Regions from separate parts of the Homo sapiens genome. Here all the other regions are linked to region 3. The links are chromatin contacts, found by Hi-C or POLR2A ChIA-PET in ENCODE. All regions are on one chromosome and are shown on one strand. Each heading gives the region's core, a stretch centred on a gene start or an enhancer-like site at or near the end of the contact. The rest is flanking DNA. Distances are from core to core; before and after follow the strand shown.

Region 1 (3,004 bases), core at 244-2,743, 68 kb before region 3:
GACTGGGGGAGCGGGCGGTGGGCGGTGGGCAAGCCAGCGGGGAAACCTCTGGTCCGGGATCTCCCTAGCCCGAGGAGCTCCCAGGCAGAGGTGAGGACCGGAGGGGTGGGCGTGGCCGGCTCATAAAGCCCCGGCGTTTCCCACGCAGAAGGAGGCTTCGATGAAGAAAGTGGTGCGGCCCCGGACCCCCCTATCTGCGCCCTGCGTGGCCACCCGCAACAGCTGCAAGCCGCCGGCACCCGCCTGCTGCGACCCGTGCGCCTCCTGCCAGTGCCGCTTCTTCCGCAGCGCCTGCTCCTGCCGCGTGCTCAGCCTCAACTGCTGAGCGCCCCCACTCCCGGCCGCGAGCAGGCAGGGCTTCGGGGACGCGGGGCGCTTCTCGGGCGGGTGATCCCTAACAGGGCGGCTTCCCAGGGCTGCAGGCGGGCGGAGGTTCCAGGAGATGGGACTTCAGGGAGACCTGGCTTGGGCTAAAATCGAAATACAATATATATAGGCTGCTCGAAGGTGTGCGGCTGTTTCTGTAAAGGTCCCGAAAGTTCTCGGTCCCTTCGCCACGGAGTCCCGCGCTGCTCTCCCGGGGCTCAGGAAACCCGGGCGTCCCAGCCTCACAGCTGCACTCCCAGTCACCGCTGCTGCCGACCTGGGGGTTAGGAACGAGGCTATCCCCTGCCTTTAAACCTGGGAACACCCGAGGCTGCCTCCAAAACCAGGAAATTCAGACCAGCCAGGAAGAAAGGAACAGCCTTTCAGTCTCACACATTTCCTCCTAGGTGCTCCCCTCTCCCCAGGGGAAAAAAAAAACGGAAAGAAAGAAAGAGGCCAAGCGCGGTGGCTCACGCCTGTAATCCCAGCACTTTGGGAGGCCGAGGCGGGCGGATCTCCTGAGGTCTGGAGATCGAGACCATCCTGACCAATATGGAGAAACCCCGTCTCTACAAAAAATATAAAATTATTTGGGTGTGGTGGCGCATGCGGTAAATCTCAGCTACTTGGGAGGCTGAGGCAGGAGAATCGCTTGAACCCGGGAGGCGGAGGTTGCAGTGAGCTGAGATCACGCCGTTGCACTCCAGCCTGGGCAACAAGAGCGAGAAACTCTGTCTTAAAAAAAAAAAAAAAAAAAAAAAAAAAAAAAAACAAGAAAAAAGAAAGAAATCCGAGGCTGGACGATCACTTGAGGCCAGAAGTTCAAGACCAGCCTGGGCTACATAGTGAGAGACTCCCCGCCACCCCACCGGTCTGTACAAAAAGTTTTAAAAATTAGCCGGGTGTGGTGGCATGCACCGGTAGTCCCAGCTACTCAGGCAGCTAAGTCAGGAGAATCACTTGAGCCCTGGAGTTGGAGGCTGCAGTGAGCTATGATCACACCACTGCACTCCAGGCTTGGCCACAGAGTGAAACTCTGGTTAAAAAAAAAAAAAAGGAAATAATCATTCCTGTTCTTGTTATAAATCCAAGGTAGTGTCCTGTTCCCTCTCTGTTCCTTAACACAAGAAACAAACACACACACCCCCACACAGGAAAGCTGCCAGATGCTTGTTTTGTTTTCTGTTATTTAGGTTGCAGTCCTACAGGGCAAGAACCTTTTGTTCCTTGTACCACAGTTGCTGCTGAGTAAATGTCATATTGGGAAGATACCGCAGTCACTCCTCGTGTTTTCCAGACACTGTTCACCAAGCAGGCACCATTTGGCCCCCAGGGGTGAGGCCAGGATGCAAAGCTAAAGACTCAGTCGATTAGTAACAAAGCCACTTGGCTGCTGGGTCCAGACAACCACATGGAAGACCAACCCATTCATTCATTCATTCAGCAAATGTGTATTGAGCACCTAGTGTGTGCCAGGTGCTGTGGACATAGTGGTGAAGAAGTCCAATATGGATCCTCTCCTTACAGAGCTTATGGGCCAGTGACCCATGGCCATTGTCTCTTGTTAGAGGTTAGAACCGTTGTTAGCATATGTGGTCTATTCCCTCAGACTATCAGTTTTGGTTTTTCTTTAGAGATGGGGTCTTGCTATGTTGCTCAAGCTGGTCTCAAACTCCTGGCCTCAAGCAATCCTCCTGCCTCAACCTCCCAAAGTGCTGAGATTACAGACATGAGCCACTGGGCCCAGCCAGTTCTTGCTTTTGTTTGTTTGTTTGTTTGTTTTGAGAAAGAGTCTCACTCTGTCACTCAGGTGGGAGTGCAGTGGTGCAATCTTGCCTCACTGGAGCCTCCAACTCCCAGGCTCAAGCTATCCCCCAACCTCAGCCTCCCAAGTAGCTAATTTTTGTATTTTTAGTAGAGACAGGGTTTCGCCATGATGGCCAGGCTGGTCTCAAACTCCTGGCTTCAAGTGAACCACCCGCCTCAGCCTCCCAAAGTGCTGGGATTACAGGTATGAGCCACCACGCCCCACCTCCTTCTCCTTTTCAGAATTCCTCCTCAAGCCTAAAGTGCTAAGAGCATGGTCCTGGGCCTCTCAAAACTCTGCTGGTCTAATGACCAGAACTGAAACTCACATTTGTGACTCAGAGTTATGGTTTGATTGTTGTGAGAATCTGGGACCGCCGTCTCCAACACCATTATTCATTCTATTTCTGTCTCACACACATAGGGTGAACTTGACCTAGGAAGATTTGCCCTACCTTTGTGGCCACTGATTGATTCAGGATCATTTCTTCCTGAAGGGCATAGCCTTAAACTTGTGCCCAAAGTTCTCATAGTGTGGCGTTGAACAAGCCTTTTTTTTTTTTTTTTTTGAGACGGAGTCTTGCTCTGTCACCCAGGCTGTAGTGTAGTGGCGCAATATGGGTTCACCACAGCCTCTGCCTCCCAGGTTCAAGTGATTCTCCTGCCTCAGCCTCCCGAGTAGCTGGGATTACAGGCATGCGCCAACACACCAGCTAATTTTTGTATTTTTAGTAGAGACAGGGTTTCACCATGTTGGCCAGGCTGGTCTCAAAATCCTGACCTCAAACTATCTGCCCACCTCAGCCTCCCAAAGTTCTGGGATTACAGGCTA
Region 2 (3,098 bases), core at 321-2,820, 97 kb after region 3:
GGTGAGGCGGGAGGATCATGTGAGTCTGGGAGGCTGAGGCTGTGGTAAACCATGGTTGTGCCACGGCACTCCAGCCTGGGTGACAGAGGAAAACCCTAAGGGAAAAATAAAATAAAATGCACTAACTATATTAACTGCATTTTAAAAAAGAGTATAGTGAAGGAAAGGGGAATGGGAAGACAGCTTGAGGAACAGATAGGATTGAGGAAACATTTTAGGTTTGGGTGCTTGATTATATTTGTAGAGTAAGACAAAAGGTCTATAAGAAAGGAATATAATGAAGATGCAAGAAAGCATTAAAAGATGTTGGGCAGTCCTAGAGGATATAGTCTGCCATCCAGGACATGATAGGCAAATCATCCTTGAAGAAGGGGAGAGAGACTTTTTCAGACATGGGAAACAGATGGAGATGGTTAGTGGCACAGAGAAATTTTAAGGTATGGGAGAAAGTTGAGGGATAGCAGATAATCATTATTTTTAGGGAAGAGGAAGAGTCAGGGATAGCTACAGATTGGTATTAGCAATTTGAGGAGATGGAAAAGGTTTGCAAGGGGCACTGGGGATGGGTCCAGGAGTGGATTAGAGATGTAGAAACTGATTGATTTCTAAACAATATAGATAACCCAATTAAAGTTGTTGAATAATGTCAGCTGTAGCCAATGTTGGCTTGGTCTCTTTGACATAATCCAGTTTTAGGTATTTGAATACTCTATAAATACAAATACATAGACTGAAGCACAATTTTAATTTTTTTCTATCTTTTGCCTAGGTCTGTATGATTGTATAGGACTTAGAGCTTTTTGTCCTACCAAATTATTAATTTCTTTATTCCCATTAATTTTAATACCAGCACACTAATCTCATTAAACCCATGGTTTTACTACTAGGTTGTCAAAGTCATCCGTCATTTATAATTCCCTAGCTCCCAGGAGTCTTGAGCTGTGATTTTTTGGTTTGTTTGTTTTTGGGTTTTTTTTTTTTGAGACAGAGTCTTGCTCTGTTGCCCAGGCTGGAGTGCAGTAGCACAATCTCCGCTTACCACAACCTCAGCCTCTTGGGTTCAAGCGATCCTCCCAGCTCAGCCTCCCGAGTAGCTGGGACTATAGGCGCATGCCACCATACCCAGCTAATTTTTGTATTTTTAGTAGAGATGGGGTTTCGCCATATAAGCCAGGCTAGTCTCAAACTCCTGACCTCAAGTGATCTGTCCACCTTGGCCTCCTTAAGTGCTGGGATTACAGGCGTGAGCCACTGCAGCCGGCCGATTTCTTCTTTTTAATAAGAGGGGAGAAAAGAGTTTTTGTCTTTAATAATTGGTAGTGAAAACCTCTGACCTTTTCTTTACTGGGCCCAGTGGAAAATTTATTAGAATTGTTTGTAGAGCAGCCTGCCCTTTAATATGCTACTTTACTTAGTTTATTTACTCCACTAAAATACACCTGACTTCTCAACTGGAACATTCTCCAGCATTACTTGTTGGTCTGAGAGAATAGTAGTGTAAAAAGTAGATGAGGGGTTAGTTGTGGTGGAAGAATTTCTGGGAGGGGAAGCAGTTGGGCAAGGGTGAAGGAATTGAAACTACTAGGGAAAGTAGCCTATGATGAAGCCCAAGTGAGGCGTGAAGTGAGCTGATGAACTGTAAAGATTCTGGAAGGAGTTGAAGGTTGTGATGAGACTGAATAAAAGATACTGTAGGAGGCAGGTAGAATAAATAGGAAGTTGTAGTTAGAGGGATTTTAGAGTTCAAGATCTAGGAAGAGGAACAATTCTAAGTATCAAGGAAATTTAAGGAGTTGTACGGGTTATCAGATGACTCCATTGAAAAATTGAGATCAAAATGTTATAAGGGTGTACAGCATTGATGTTAAAATTCCCCAAATTTTAATCCCCAGCAACAAATCATAGCATTTTTGGAATCCTGTTTCTGCTGTACCTTTATCATAGTAGGTTTATCTCATGCACTGAATGTTCCTTCTCCCTCACATATCCCTAAAACTTGTCTAGCACTGAATGTGCAATTTAGTATGAATTTTCTAGCTGAAAGATTTTTAGGCATCTTGTAGTCAAGATAATACATTTTAGGATGCATTCTTGGGTCACATAACTCATCAGTAGCAGAGTCAGAGCTAGAAACCTTAATTTCCCAATTTTTGGTCTATTCTACTCATTGTTATCTGTTATTTAAAAAGCAGCAGGAACTCTTCTTTCAAACTAGTTAGGAACGTCTTAAAATAGCATGGAGAGGCAATACGCAGTCTTAAAATGGTTTTGGAAACCTCACTTAGAAGAAGAGAAGCAGTGTCAAAGCTGACTCTTCCTGCATTCAGACCATGTTCTGCAGGTAGTCAACACTAATCAGGTGCTGACTGCCAATTACTGAGGTGTTCCCTCTATTATAAGCATTTGGGGAACCCCCAAAGTAGTGCTTGTCATACCTTACTGTCCACATATATAATCTGGGGATCTTGTTAAAATGCTAGCTCTGATATAGTAGGTCTAGAATAGTTTTGAAGATTGTGCATTTCTGACAAGCTCCTGTATAGTGCTCGTCCGTTTGGTTTAAAGACCACACTTTGAATAGAAAGGCCCTAAAGGATTTCTGTGGTACACAGTTTGAAAATGTCTTTTAAAATATGAGGACTGGTACGCAGTGGCTCGTGCCTGTAATTGTAGCACTTTGGGAGGCCAAGGAGGGAGGATTGCTTGAGGTCAGGAGTTCAAGACCAGCCTGGGCAACATGGCGAAACCCTGTCTCTACGAAATACACAAAAGAATTAGCTGCGCGTGGTGGCAGGTGCCTGTAGTCCTACCTACTCGGGAGGCTGAGGCATGAGAACTGCTAGAACCTGGTAGGTGAAGGTTGCAGTGAGCCGAGATCACACCACTGCACTCCAGCCTGGGCGATGGAATGAGACGCTGTCTCAAAAAAAAAAGGAAAAAGAAAAAAACTATGTGAGGAGAGAGAGATGTTAATTAGCTTGACTGTAGTACTTTTTTTCACTATGTATATCAAAACATCATGTTATACTGTTTTTATTAAAAATAAATCATTGCAATACATGTTTTACAGAAAAAAAATTTAATACATGGTACTGCCT
Region 3 (3,074 bases), core at 293-2,792:
GCCAACTGCTTTGCCAGCCGTGTGCACGGGCCCGCTTGAAACTGTATCCTCCAACCCCAGTCCAGCTTCCAGATGACTGCAGCCCTGGTCAACATCTTGAAACTTATGAGATGTTTCTGGTGAGAATCACTCAACTAATCAGCTCCTGAATTCCTTGCCTATAGAAAATACCTGAGGTAATAAATGTTTATTGCTGTTTTAAGCTTTGTAGTTTTGGGGTAATTCCTGACACAGCCACAGACAATGAATACAATCACACTTTGCCTCCTTTTCCTTAAAATGAGGATGATGGGAGGACTTGCTTTATATAATCATGAGGATTCCATATGATACATGAAAAGAATCTGGCTAAGCTGGGTGCAGTGGCTCACGCCTGTAATCCCAACACTTTGGTAGCCCAAGGTAGGTGGATCGCTTCAGCCCAGGAGTTTGAGACCAGCCTGGGCAACACAGTGAAACCCCGTCTCTACAAAAAATACAAAAATTAGCTGGGCATGGTGATGTGCGCCTATAGTCCCAGCTACTCGGGAGGCTGAGGTGGGAGGATCGCTTGAGCCTGGGAAGTTGAGGCTACAGTGAGCTGTGATTGTACCACTGCACTCCAGCCTAGGCCACAGAACAAGACCCTGTCTCAAAAAATAAATAAACCAATAAATAAAAATAAGAAGAGTCTGGCTCATAGCAAATGCACAGCAGATAGGAACCAATATTGCTGTATTATTATATGGTCTCCACTAATCAAGAGGAGAGGTTGAGAGCTATATGAGGAAGGGCCAAAAGGAAAGATGAAGTAGCAACCCCCAGTCTCTTCATTTTCCTGGCAATTCAGCTCTGACTACATTTTCATAGAACCTCCTAAGACAGAAGCCCCATGGGGAAACTTGATCTCCCTAGAAGGCAGTGTAGGGACTATTTATCACTCTGCAAGCATTCCCCTTCGGGTGCTCAGTCTTCATCATCCCCACCACTAGAACTTATCAACTAATTTCTTGCTTATCTACTAGGAGTCCCCAGTCAACAGAATTGACTCCATCTCAGCACTTTCCAGGGACATTCCCAACCTCTGGAAGCTATCCAACAAAGGCTTCCTTTGCTCCTTAATTTATCTCTGAGAAGCAGGTTTAAATTTTAGCTCTGCTGGGTTGGGCACAGTGGCTCACACCTGTAATCCCAGTGCTTTGGGGAGGATGAGGCAGGCAGATCACTTGAGGTCAGGAGTTCAAGACCAGCCTGGCCAACATGGGGAAACCCCGTCTCTACCAAAAATTAGCTGGTCCTGTGATACACTAGCCTGTAGTCCCAGTTACTCAGGAGGCTGAGGTTAGAGGATCACGTGACCCCGGGAGGTGGAGATTGCAGTGAGCTGTGATGGCGCCGCTGTTCCCTAGCATGGGTAACAGAGTGAGACCCTATCTCAAAAAAAAAGACCTAAACAAAAATTTTAGCTCTGCTACCGATTTGTCCTTTGTCAAGTTACTCAACCCCTTGAGCCTCATCTCCTCGTCTGCCAAGCAGAAATAGCGAATATTTGCTTCCGGGTTGTTGGGGGAAGAAAATGAAGCAAGACAGCAAGGTATGAATGCTTTATTGGATGGAAATAATAAATTGTCAATGCCTCCGGACTCTCAGGTGCTGCTCAACGCCCTGCCCTGCCCCAGGAAGCTTCTCCCCACAGCGGAAGCCACTTAGCTCTCACATGCAGGCTCTGCCCTGTGCTGGGCTTGACACCAACTTTGGTGGTTTTTGTTTTTGTTTTCAAGATGGAGACTCGCTCTGTTGCACAGGCTGAAGTGCAGTGGTGTGATCTTGGCTCACTGCAACCGCCACCTCCCGGGTTCAAGCAATTCTTCTGCCTCAGCCTCCTGAGTAGCTGGGATTACAGGCGCCCGCCACCATGCCTGGCTAATTTTTGTATTTTTAGTAGAGACAGGGTTTTACCATTTTGGCCAAGCTGGTCTTGAACTCCTGACCTCAAGTGATCCACCCACCTCAGCCTCCCAAACTGCTGAGATTACAGGCATGAACCACCAGGCCAGGCCTCTGTTTTTTTTGTTTGTTTGTTTGTTTTGGTTTTTTTTTTTGAGACAAAGTCTCCCTCTATCACCCAGGCTGTATGTAGTGCAGTGGCACGATCACAGCTCACTGTAACCTCCACCTCCCAGGTTCAAGCGATTCTCGTGCCTCAGCATACTGAGTAGCTGGGAATACAGGCTTGCGCCACCGCATCCTGCTAATTTTTGTATTTTTTGTAGAGACGGGGTTTTGCCACGTTGGCCAGGCTGGTCTCGAACTTCTGATCTCAGGTGATCCACCCGCCTTGACCTCCCAAAGTGCTGGGATTACAGGCATGAGCCACCACTCCTGGCAGCTTTGTTTTTTAATCAGGGAACTTTTTTTTTTTTTTTTTTTGAGACAGAGTTTTGCTCTTGTTGCCCAGGCTGGAGTGCAATGGTGGGATCTTAGCTCACCGCAGCCTCCGCCTCCCAGGTTCAAGCAATTCTCCTGCCTCAGCCTCCGGAGTAGCTGGGATTACAGGCATGTGCCACCATGCCCGGCTAATTTTGTATTTTTAGTAGAGATGGGGTTTCTCCATGTTGGTCAGACTAGTCTCGAACTCCCGACTTCAGGTGATCCGCCCGCCTTGGCCTCCCAAAGTGCTGGGATTACAGGCGTGAGCCACAGCACCTGGCTTAATCAGGGAACTTTAACCAGATTTTATCTCTTTCATCAGGGGTTCAGCAGTAACTAGCATATGTGCCTGACTGAATGCCTCCTTCTTATGACCAAGGCCAGCTTAAGATAAATTATTTTTATTCCTATTTATTTATTTATTATTTATTATTATTACTTTTTGAGATAGAATCTCACTCTGTCGCCCAGGCTGGAGTGCAATGGCGCGATCTCGGCTCACTGCAACCTCCGCCTCCAGAGTTCGCGCCATTCTCCTGCCTCAGCCTCCAGAGTAGCTGAGACTACAGGCGCCCGCCACCACGCCCGGCTAATTTTTAGTAGAGACGGGGTTTCACCGTGTTAGCCAGGCTGGTCTCGATCTCCTGACCTCATGATCTGCCCAC

The links. A loop is a pair of places that touch in the nucleus more often than their neighbours do. ChIA-PET counts read pairs that join two places held with the same protein, here RNA polymerase II (POLR2A). Pooled maps may share reads with other maps.
Region 1: a pooled map shows a loop between it and region 3 (2.3-fold over the local background). The contact joins two enhancer-like sites. A Hi-C loop is called at or near these places in 2 of 50 pooled maps. POLR2A ChIA-PET finds 5 or more read pairs at or near these places in 2 of 52 experiments (activated CD4-positive, alpha-beta T cell and common myeloid progenitor, CD34-positive).
Region 2: a loop to region 3 is called in a pooled map, with 2.0 times the contacts of the local background. The contact joins two enhancer-like sites. A Hi-C loop is called at or near these places in 1 of 50 pooled maps. POLR2A ChIA-PET finds 5 or more read pairs at or near these places in 2 of 52 experiments (CD4-positive, alpha-beta T cell and K562).

The regions. Positions count from the first base shown.
Region 1 is chr20:34,268,843-34,271,846 of GRCh38, forward strand. It overlaps ASIP (agouti signaling protein), which reads left to right. Exons shown (of 4, transcript NM_001672.3): 4 at 149-502. The coding sequence ends at 325. It also overlaps a transcript of AHCY not described here. Among named protein-coding and RNA genes, the nearest start is that of ASIP, 29 kb to the left of the region's middle. Within about 2 kb of position 1,494, at least 10 of the 41 ENCODE cell types and tissues checked have a DNase peak (open chromatin) inside an H3K27ac peak, as active enhancers do.
Region 2 is chr20:34,434,206-34,437,303 of GRCh38, forward strand. The region is part of intron 7 of ITCH (itchy E3 ubiquitin protein ligase); the gene reads left to right. Among named protein-coding and RNA genes, the nearest start is that of MIR644A, 31 kb to the right of the region's middle. Within about 2 kb of position 1,571, at least 2 of the 41 ENCODE cell types and tissues checked have a DNase peak (open chromatin) inside an H3K27ac peak, as active enhancers do.
Region 3 is chr20:34,336,854-34,339,927 of GRCh38, forward strand. No RefSeq gene overlaps it. Among named protein-coding and RNA genes, the nearest start is that of ITCH, 25 kb to the right of the region's middle. RefSeq lists enhancers at 1,407-1,516, 1,567-1,616. Within about 2 kb of position 1,543, at least 6 of the 41 ENCODE cell types and tissues checked have a DNase peak (open chromatin) inside an H3K27ac peak, as active enhancers do.